2 separate regions of the Mus musculus genome follow, and region 2 is linked to region 1. Evidence: chromatin contacts called from ENCODE Hi-C data. All regions are on one chromosome and are shown on one strand. Each heading gives the region's core, a stretch centred on a gene start or an enhancer-like site at or near the end of the contact. The rest is flanking DNA. Distances are from core to core; before and after follow the strand shown.

What was found. A loop is a pair of places that touch in the nucleus more often than their neighbours do.
Region 2: a map of left cerebral cortex shows a loop between it and region 1 (3-fold over the local background). The contact joins the promoter of Nab1 here to the enhancer-like site in region 1. A Hi-C loop is called at or near these places in 2 of 37 maps with a recorded cell type or tissue (both left cerebral cortex).

Annotation. Positions count from the first base shown.
Region 1 is chr1:52,462,414-52,467,480 of GRCm38, forward strand. Nab1 (Ngfi-A binding protein 1) reads right to left here. Exons shown (of 8, transcript NM_008667.3): 5 at 4,477-4,566; 6 at 2,372-2,534. Among named protein-coding and RNA genes, the nearest start is that of Gm23460, 20 kb to the left of the region's middle. Within about 2 kb of position 2,552, at least 1 of the 3 ENCODE cell types and tissues checked has a DNase peak (open chromatin) inside an H3K27ac peak, as active enhancers do; it is left cerebral cortex, where a contact is called at or near this core.
Region 2 is chr1:52,497,964-52,503,030 of GRCm38, forward strand. Nab1 (Ngfi-A binding protein 1) reads right to left here and starts at 2,485. Exons shown (of 8, transcript NM_008667.3): 1 at 2,247-2,485. It also overlaps the pseudogene Gm5976.

The sequences.
Region 1 (5,067 bases), core at 1,302-3,801:
GAGGAAAATGGCATGCCATTAATGTTAGTACCTGGCATATACAAACTGTTGAGGGATACTTAAGAACTAAGATGAACAGAACAAGAGATGGACATTTCTAGAAGCCTTCTAATGCCGAGTTATACAGCTCCTCTGTAAGACATTTTCTTAATAATCATATACTAGGGCATGCTATCAACTCACCACACATTTAATAGTAGATAGGCAGAGAATGCTTTAGGCCAATTATAGTTATTTTTTTAAAAAAAACATAATCCATGAAAAAATAATTAGTACAAATACTGTAAAATGTGTTACACATCATATTATATTATCTGTCACAGAAAATTACTATCGCACAGCAAGTTATCCTAGTGTCATAAATTAATCACCATCAAGTTGTTCATAATTGTCTTTTCTTATATGTTAATTCTTAGCCACTAAGAAGGGTCAGAGAAGCTAAAGAAGACCTCAGCTACAACGTTTCTGTCAAGTGTTAGAAAGGAAATCTTTGTTTTACTCTGGTGTTGTGATCGAAGGTGACATTTCATTTCATGGCTAGAGAATGCTTACTAACGAGGTATTCTTATTTGAATTGGAAAAAAAAATCTTTGCCAATACATGTCAGACAGGATTAGCATCCATGACATATAAAGGAGTGCAGAAATCAGTCACAAAAACCTCTCCTCTCACCTTCCATTAATAACTGAACTAATGAAATGCCAAGGTAGAAATATACACAAATGGCAAAGAAGAAATATACACACATACACACTTCCTGAATATCTGGGAAATGGCTCAACATCTCAGCTATCATGCAAATGCAAATTAAAATTAAATTTCCACATCGCTCTAGTCGGAGTGGCTATCATTGAGCCTGCAAGTGCCAGAGAGGACACAGGGCAAGAATTCTCGGCTTACTGCTGGTGACAGTGAACACTGGTACAGCCACCTTGGAAACCAGTATGGAGGGCTCACAGAAAACTAAAAACAACCTCCATGCAGCCCAGCTCTACCACGCCTGCATACATGCCTGCAGTGTTCTGGAGACCCTACAACAGAGATGTGCGCGATCCGCTTATCACTGCACTCCTCAACAGCCAAGATATATCATCAGGCCCAGATGTCCACCAGCAGAAGAGCAGATAAAGAACACGAGGTACAGGTGCATGGGGGAGTTTTATTCAGCCAGCCAGAAAGAAAAGTAAAATGATAACACAGGGAAGCAGATAGGTTGGGAATCATATTACATTAAGTGAGGTAAGCCAAACTGAGAGATCAACTCCACAGTTTCTTTTGTATGTTGAACCTAGATGCACACACGCGCACACTGCACACGCATATATGTGTGTGTGTGTGTGTGTGTGTGTGTGTGTGTGTGTGTGTGTGTGTGTGTGTGTGTGATGAAACCAGAAAGGGGATGATAGGAAGAAGGGATTTTATGGAGGGTGAAGGGAGAGAGTGTAATATGGTATGTGTTACAAGAAAGGGGCTGTTGGAGGGAGGAAAATACTGCATGAAATACCACATCAAAACCTGTTACTTTTTAACAGGTTAAGTTATGAACTTAAATCATGTTTTAAAAGATGGACTCTTACTTGGTGAAAGAAATTATTAACAATACTAAGCACTTACTAGAAAGTAAATAATACATAAAATAAGACAATATCCTTCAGTATACTATTTACTGATATTGAAGCTAAGGACCGATTTACAGGGCTACACACCATTCCTCGCTACTTGAAGCTAAGCTGTGCATAAGCAAGGATGTCTTTTGCACTGCTCTGCCTTCTGGCCTTGGAGGCCTGCCTGGCATATAGAAAACACTTCAAAAAACCTTTTCAATGAGTGGATGACAATGACATGGGGTTTTCTTCATACTGAAGACAGGAGAAAAGCCAAAAACATTTTTTTTTTCAGAGTAGTAAAAACACTCATGACTCAGCTTTCTAACACAGACTTGTGTTAGGAAACAAATATACATTTTAGACAAATTGATTTTTGAAATTTAAAGAACGATGTTTCTGTCGTTTGGAAAAGGTGAGGGTGTACTTCAGTGGAAGGCCCTGGGTTCAATCCTAGCACCACAAGGAAACAGGTGCTATCAGCAAAGCAGCATCTTTGACGGAATCTGTTTCTTAGGGGAAATGGGCTGTATTCGCACATCCCTGTCCTGACCAAGCCTCTACACATGCGCAAGCTACAGTACAGGAATAATAAAACGTAAGGACTTTTAGAAATTAAAATATACAGGATGCAGGATGACCACTTTCCTCTGAAAAGGGACTAGTGAAAATGGATTTCTGCAGATATGATCCCTTCAAGACATAAAGGAATCCATTCTCCCCACTTCTCTTTGAGAGGCAAGTGGCCAGTCACTGCAGAGGCTCACCTTGTCCATCAGAGCTATCAGAAGGCAGGCCGCCATCAGGGCTCTGCTCGCCGGAGCTCTGCCTGTAGAGCCCGGCCGTGAGTCTCCTCTCCTGCTGCAGCCTCTCATACCCGGCCTGGGCACACAGGAGCTCCATCTGCTTCGCCATCCCCTTTTCAGCCTGCTAGTGAGTAAAGCAAAGATAAAAGCAATAACTAAAGCATTCTAGATTTCTTCATGGCCTGATGCTGCTAATTTGAGACACCAGCGAATGCATTTAGTATTTATTAAAAGGAGCTCACACTTCCTGTGGATGTATATCTGCCTCCATAACTATGAATGCATGCTTGTGTCATGTAAGACACCAGGTTTGTTCAAAAGGTTTCCTTTCAGTCCCATAAAGAGAACTCTATGTAAACTCAAAGCCAATGTAAGCTTCACTTTGTTTCCCAAGGTTCTGAGTCCTTTAAAGGATTTCCCCTTCTTTCTAAAATAGAAAAAAAGAAAAGAAATCAAGAAAGAAAGAAGATGGAAAAAAAGAGCCTAAGAGCAGCAGCAACATCTGCTGTCAACTGCTTTGAGCACAGGGTGAAATCCTGGCATCTTATTTTAGGATTTGGCGCTACCCAGATTCTGCTATGATGACAGCCTGCTTGGAGGAGAAAAGGTGTAAAATGCTTGTCTAGAAGAACAAGACAAACACACCTCCCACCAAAATTAAACAATGCAAATTATGCAGAGAGGCATCCCTGCCAGCAAGGATCTCTGCCTCCATCCCAGAGTGAAGCAGCATTTCCAAACCACGCATAGATGGACATGTTTGAAACAGAAGGCTGCTGTGTGACATATGAGGTCACCTCTGCACGTGTTTTAGAGGCTCCTTTTCTGTGTTCTGCTTTAAATTACTTGCATGTGATATTCAAAGCAGTGTGTCTATATGACATTTGCCAATGAAGTAATAGTCAAAATGCAGATATGATTCATTATCATGTTATATAAAAGTACTATAAGAATGCCACTATGTAAAATTGGTTACAAAAGTCATGATTCACAATTTTAAAAATCAATAGATGGAACACATAATGGATTAAAAAACAGAAGAAATACCCTTATTACTTTTCTAGACATGTACAAACCAGATCAAAGGTAACAACTTCATTTTGGCAAGTTAACTGGGGACATTTCAACAGGCCATTCTGGGAGGGAAACATAGTAGCAAGGTTTGGCAATACTAAACGGGCCTGCAAACAGGTCTGCAGTTCTGTCTAAAAGGGACATTCACACACGGACTTTGGAAATGTCCACTTCTGAGCACATACATAGTTAAAAATTGACTAAGATTTTGGGGTAGGAGGATAGCTATTGTAGCACACAGTACTGGCTGTAGAAGCCTGAGAAACCAAATTCAAATCCCAGCACCCACATGAAGAACTGAGCTGGGAGGTATGCGCCATGACTCCAGCATGAAGAACTGAGCTGGGAGGTATGCGCCATGACTCCAGTAGTGGGGAGCAGATCCAGCTGGGTTCCTGGGGCTCTGCAGCCAGCTAGAAGAACAAATAAGAACAAGGCTAACAAGAGCCCTGTCTCAAAAAAATCAAGGTGGGTGGACCCTGAGGAACCACACCCAAGGCTTCCGTCTGGCCTCTATAAACAGGTGCACACATGAGTACACCTACCAGCACCCTTGTGCACCCACACAAGCATGCACCCCCTGACATATACACAGAAATTAATAAAATTATCCAAAGCTACACACTAATTTAACAATTGTTCAGTAATGCTTTAAATGGGGTAAGAGTAGCAATGTTGACGATATGTTATTGAGATCTTGTGCTATTTTACCTAAGAGTTGTACCAAAATGGCTGTTTTCCCTGATACTCAAAGAATGTGTCACTTCCTACAGAACTACAGAGAGTAAGTAACAGCTTATCAGATTCTGTTCATGAGCCAAATGAAACCAAGATGTTCCTGCCATCAGACAGATAAAGCTGAGGACCAGAAGACATTTAACAACAAGCAGAAACAAACTGTATCCTCACAAACATCAAGTGGAAGCTAGCTGAAGCACCCACCTACCCCCAACCTATAGCTATTCCCATGACAGTCACGGCAGGTGCCTTACCTGTGAACCGAGCCCTGCAAGCTCCTCGCTCTTGGCTCTGGCCTGCTGGAAGAGTGTTGGCACAGATTCCTGGAAGTCGGGAAATCCATCCTGTGGGGCCCGGAGATTCAGACTTTGTTAGCACACAAAGCAAAGACAACCCTCTGCCCTGAGTAGTAAATAATCTGAGATCTTAATGTAGAATATTGCATTTCAGTCTTCGAAGCCACCGTGTCTTATTTTCTATAGTAAAACTGCAAATGAACAAGATTGGAAATCTGATGCTCTCTAGCACCAGCACTGGCAAGCAGACTTTATGACCACAGAGACAAGAGTTCCAACCAGCACCCCCTCACACACACTCACCTCACCGCCCCCCACCCCCCACTCACCTGCTGAACCAGCTCACATGCTCACACCAGACACTTGGAGCCTTCTCCTACTTCTAGCTTTACGAAAAGCACTGAAGTATTTCCATGAAAATAGCATCTTTCAATAGTTTTGACTATCCAGCACAAAAAGCATCAAGAGGCAGAACCCTCCACCAGGAAGCCACCTTTGCTGTCTAACGTTGTTGCAGTGGTCCTCAACGGTACAAGCATGTTGCTGATA
Region 2 (5,067 bases), core at 1,235-3,734, 35 kb after region 1:
ATTATTAAGATGAGAGTATATTCTACTACTGCATGAGTTATTGAACATGTCAGATCAGAAAGGAAAGTTGCACTTACTATAATAGCCACACTATTTTTCTCTCCACCACTCAAGGATTAAAAGAAGCAGGTGAGAGGAGAGTGGGACCCCGGCAAAGGAGCTGGCACTCTTACAGTATACTCAAGGGGCTGCTTTTTATTCTTTAATATGTTTGATAAGATCCACAGTGAAATATGAACATGTGAAAGAGTCACACATTAGCACCATCTGAAACTGTTTATACGATGGTCACTTTCATGAAAGCAACACTAATATATGATGGCCCTGTGGTATATAGAACACATTCACATTATGTCAAAAATAGAGATTTCCTTATTTTAAAAATGCAACAAAAACAGGTTTATTATAATGAGATAGCCAAGGCCTAACTCTAGCATGGATTCTAAGTCACCAGGCACAGAACTCTAACACACTTGCTACCATCCACCCATTTTTTACTCTTAAAATCTAGAGTTCATGACACAAATTCTTCAAAGGTCTGCCCCACTTCATAATTTTTCTTTCAAAGCATCTACAATACAAAGTTAAATAAACCATACGTCCTTAAAGTTGAAGTAAAAGAGATATGAAATTGTTTAAATAATGAAGAGGAGACAAGGCTAGGTTTTCTATAGGGCATGGTTGTTATTAATCAGCAACAAAAGAAAAACTTTTAGTTTAGGTATGATTATGCAATTATAATCTACGTACTTGATGAAATTTATTAGGCATAATAGCTCACTAAAATTTTCTGTATCATCTAGATGAATCTTAAGAATTTGTCATCTGAAATATATTCACAACTAAAGGACAGAATGAAGTAAAATTTCCAGTGCCCCATGCTGTCACTAATACAGTCCCACACAACAGGAGACTGGGCCTCAGGAGAGAAAAAGCATGCTCAGTAGTGGAATGGCAGGCTAAGCATAAGATGGTCAAGTCAAAAAAAAAAAAAAAAAAAAAAAAAAAAAAGAAAAAGAAAAGAAAGAAAGAAAGAAAGAAACAAATTATCTCCCTAGCACTTCTTGAAATTATTTTCTTTCAAGATGTAATGTTCCAGTATCTAAACTGGAAACAGAGATGAAGAAGGCTGACTGCACTGCCTATCTACAAATTCTCAACAGCATACTTATTTATCTGCTTGAGCTTACTGAAAGAACAGAATTAAATGTCTCAAAAGATGCAAGCTGGAGGAAGAAACCTTCAATCCAAGTCACTTGTGCTGGCACAGAAGCTGGGTGTGAAGCAGCTCTTTGAATCTCAGGAAGATAGCCTCCACCCTGGTCGGCTATCCGATACAATGGACCCTATACATCCTCTCTCCAGTATCTCTTCTTAAAACCGGCAGATGAATTATAAATGTCATAACATATATTGTACAAAGAAAGATTTTTCAAAAAGTGAATATTTAAAAAGGGTAATTCGCTGCGTGTACAAAACAGCGAACCATTTCGGATGTGACTAATCTTATTTTAAATTCGGTTCCTCTGCTCCTATGCAATCTAATATTAACTATTAAAACTGCCAAAATATTTTTATACGAGATCTTAGAATCTCCTTAGAGATTCTGATCTTTGCACTCCGTAAAGTTGGCAGGCACGTCACTGGCAAACCAATCGGTAGTGACAACTTACTCCAAACCAGCTCTTTCGGATCAAATTGTAAATTAGCAGGCAATCCAAAATTTCCCAAGCCTCCCTGAGCCAGGGCACGGTTCCCGCTGGTCGCCCGCTGCAAAACTTGGTCAGCTCAACCTACAGACGCAAATTCCAGCTCTACCCAGGAGATTCCTTGCAGATCTCCCGGGTTGACCGTACTTCGGTGTCTGTCCCCGTAAGGTCACACACCTGCGTCCAAAGCTTCTCTGTCCTACACGTGTCTGCACATTCCCCACTCAGCCTCAAAGGCTCGGCGACTCCCGCTTCCCTGCACCTGGGTGCCAAGTTTCTGAAAGCCACTTCCAAGCAAAACTCTCCTTCCGCTCTGAAAACACAACTACAGTAGGAAGGGGCGGATAACAGGAAGAAAGCGGAGACTCAGCGGCACTTTTCGGAAGTCCCTGGTCGCCCCGGAGCTGGCACCCCACGCGGGCCCGCGAGCGCGTCCTCCCCGCACAGCCCGCGCCCCCCGCCCGGCAGGACGCGACGGCCCCGCCGAGCCACGCGTCCGCGCCCCCCGCTCCATCTCGAGGCCCTCCCGGTACCTACGCGGCCCGCAGCTGCGGCGCGCTCCGCGACGACGGCTCTGCCGGGCTCCTGCGGCGGCTGCGGCGGCCGGGACGCCCCCGCGCCCATCGAGGGGGGCAGGGACGCGGTGGGCGCGCGCTCCGTCCCCCGCCCGCCCCGACGGCGCTCGCTCGGTCGCGCGGGCGGAGGCTCGGGCGGAGGCGGGCGGCGGCGGCCCCGGGCGCCCTCCCTAGGCCTCTCCCGCCGCCCCTCCCTCGGCCTCTCCCTCTCCCTCCCCCGCCACCTCCGCCGCCCCCGCCCCGCCCCGCGCGCTGTCACATCGGGAGATTCCGCTCTTGCTCCATTCGCCGCTCCGGCTCCCGCCCACGCGCGGCCGAGTGACGCAGATCCCGGCGTGGGCGGCCGCGGGGCGGGGGTGGGGGCCGGCGGGGCTGAGGCTCGGCGCGGTCCCGGGGGTGGCCCATTCCCACGGCAGCTGGGAGCGCGCGGGTGGGGGCGCGCGCGCGGGTCGGAGGAGGAGGAGGCTTCCGTGGATCCGCGGACAGCGCTGCCTGCCAAGCCCCGCACCGGGCCCGCCCAGGAGGGAGGGGGTGGGGGGGGTACAGAACCGCAGGTGCGGTGCGGACCTGTCCCTCCTCGCCCACTCCACCCTGTCCCCACCCTCGCCCAGGCCTGGTTTGAGGAGGGAGGAAAGGGAAACTCTGGCCTGGTGGCTTAATGACACCCTTTTCATGTCTGGAAACCTTGTGTTACTTTACAGGCCATTCTCTGTTGTCTTCCTGTAGGCAAATGACACACTCCTGGTGCTGTCTTGAGCGTGTCAAAATAGAGTTCTTAAGGCAAGGTGTAGACATTTTGAGCTTGGTTTGCATAAACTTTTCTAGCCAAAGAAAGTGTTACAGCACCTCAAAAGCTAAAGCTATTGCCAAAATTTTAAGGGGAAAAAAATTAAATCTATTTTTGCCTTCCTTGGGGAGGGGGTTTCAAAGAAAAGAATTCAAGTTTTAATGGTGTGCTCTTACTGCAATACAGGTAGAATCCTGTTTTAATGTACATATAAAAATCCAGTTTTATATAGGAGGCCGTTCCCACTTCCTGGCTGGCCTCCCAGAGTGTGCCTACTTGGTTGAAGGGGATACAAGGCATTCTTTGAGAAGAGAAATTCTTTAAACCACATCTTTATGTTGCAACAATGGGTGGGATGATAATATTGAAAGAAAAAGACCTTATTAAATAAACCATTTTTTCTTTTTGTAAAAACATGTTCTACAAATGAGTGATGTCAATGGAATAGATATGTACTTAAATGCATAAATATATAAACATATAGTTACATGGTTAAGTATACATTTAAGCTGAAATATCTTCCCTGTTAGTGACAAGCCTGTCTAGAATAGTTGGTATTTTAAATAATTATTCTTAGTTCCTCAAATTCTTCAGAAGAAATAACAGCTACAAGTGTCTCCCTGCCACTCCAATTGTCAGTGTTTATGCTCCTGCTCAGCGAAGAGGAATTTAATTTGGGTGGTTGTAGTACAGTCAGGGCTACTGAGACAATTTCTTGGCCGGTGTGGAAAGGTAGAGGTTAATGGGTAGTCGAGCAATGAAATCCGCAAAATTCTTCTAATTCTTCACTGGGAACTCTGATGGTTTGCAAACATTGTTGCTTCTGAAAAGCCTAGGGGGAGGGGTGCGTGTAGCTTTATGCCACGCAGTTAGTGATTAGTCAACTTGGTGAGCTCACCTGCACTGCACAGCGTTCTCCAGAATTGAGTCCAAATTGCATGCTGTGCTCCGGTAGGGCGTGCTTCTGCCCTGCTGAAGGCTATACCGACAAGGAAATGTGTCTGGGGCTGATCCTTTTTACAGTTAACCACTCAAGTCCTTCCTTGTTTATGTTCTGGGCACATTAGATAGTGTGTTCTTCCCACATTAAGAATGGCATTCTGGGCCCACTATGCTTTGCTTAAATGCCCTATGGTTTCTGGGAGAGGTGGTGGGAGGAAAGAAAATGAAAGAAAAAAATTTTAAGCTTTTAGGCATCAGGTTCTTTATGGGCACACTGTAGTCAACAGGACTGTTCGACAGGCCTGAGATGTTCACCTGTATGTGAGACAAGTTGGAGGAGAAAGCATTGATTCTGTGCATGCCGTCCTTCCCATTCCTAAACTCCACCTCCCTGCTCTCAGAGTGGAGGTCTTCTAGCTCCTTGGTGCCTTAGTGGGAGGAGAAGGGATACATTCTGTAAGGTAACAATTATGGAGTGGGGTTGTTCTCTGAAGGCCCTCTGGGAGAGATTAGACCGTTTTAGAATTTCTTGGAGGCAGTCCCAGGCAGTTCTAAGAGAACGTGGCAACACAAATGGTTCTTCTTGAGACCATTTGGATATCTTTTGTTAAAAAGAACCCTGCAGTAGCTTTGTTTCTTCTGGTTTGATTTTACCATAAATACCTGTATGCTTAAATTACTCATTTTCTCCAGTACGTCTTGTTAAGTGTTAATTAAATACCAAAGTTAAGTTCTGAGGACACAAATAACCGTGGTTAAACCACAGTTTAAACCATGGTTCTGTTCCCAGAACTTTTCTATAAAACAGCAAAAATAAAAGATCAAAAGAAAGCCTAAAAGCTAAGGAACATGATCTGTTTCTCTTCAATTCTTTATTTCCTATATTAATAGATTCATGGACTATCAACACAACTATCAACTTGGCACTCCCTTGAATCCATGTCACAGTGAAATAGAACTAAAATTCTTTAAAATGGGAGGTTCCTGTCTCATCCCACATTCCAGAAAGAGCCTTAAGGATACCTGAACATTTCTCTTTTTTGGGGTGTGTGTG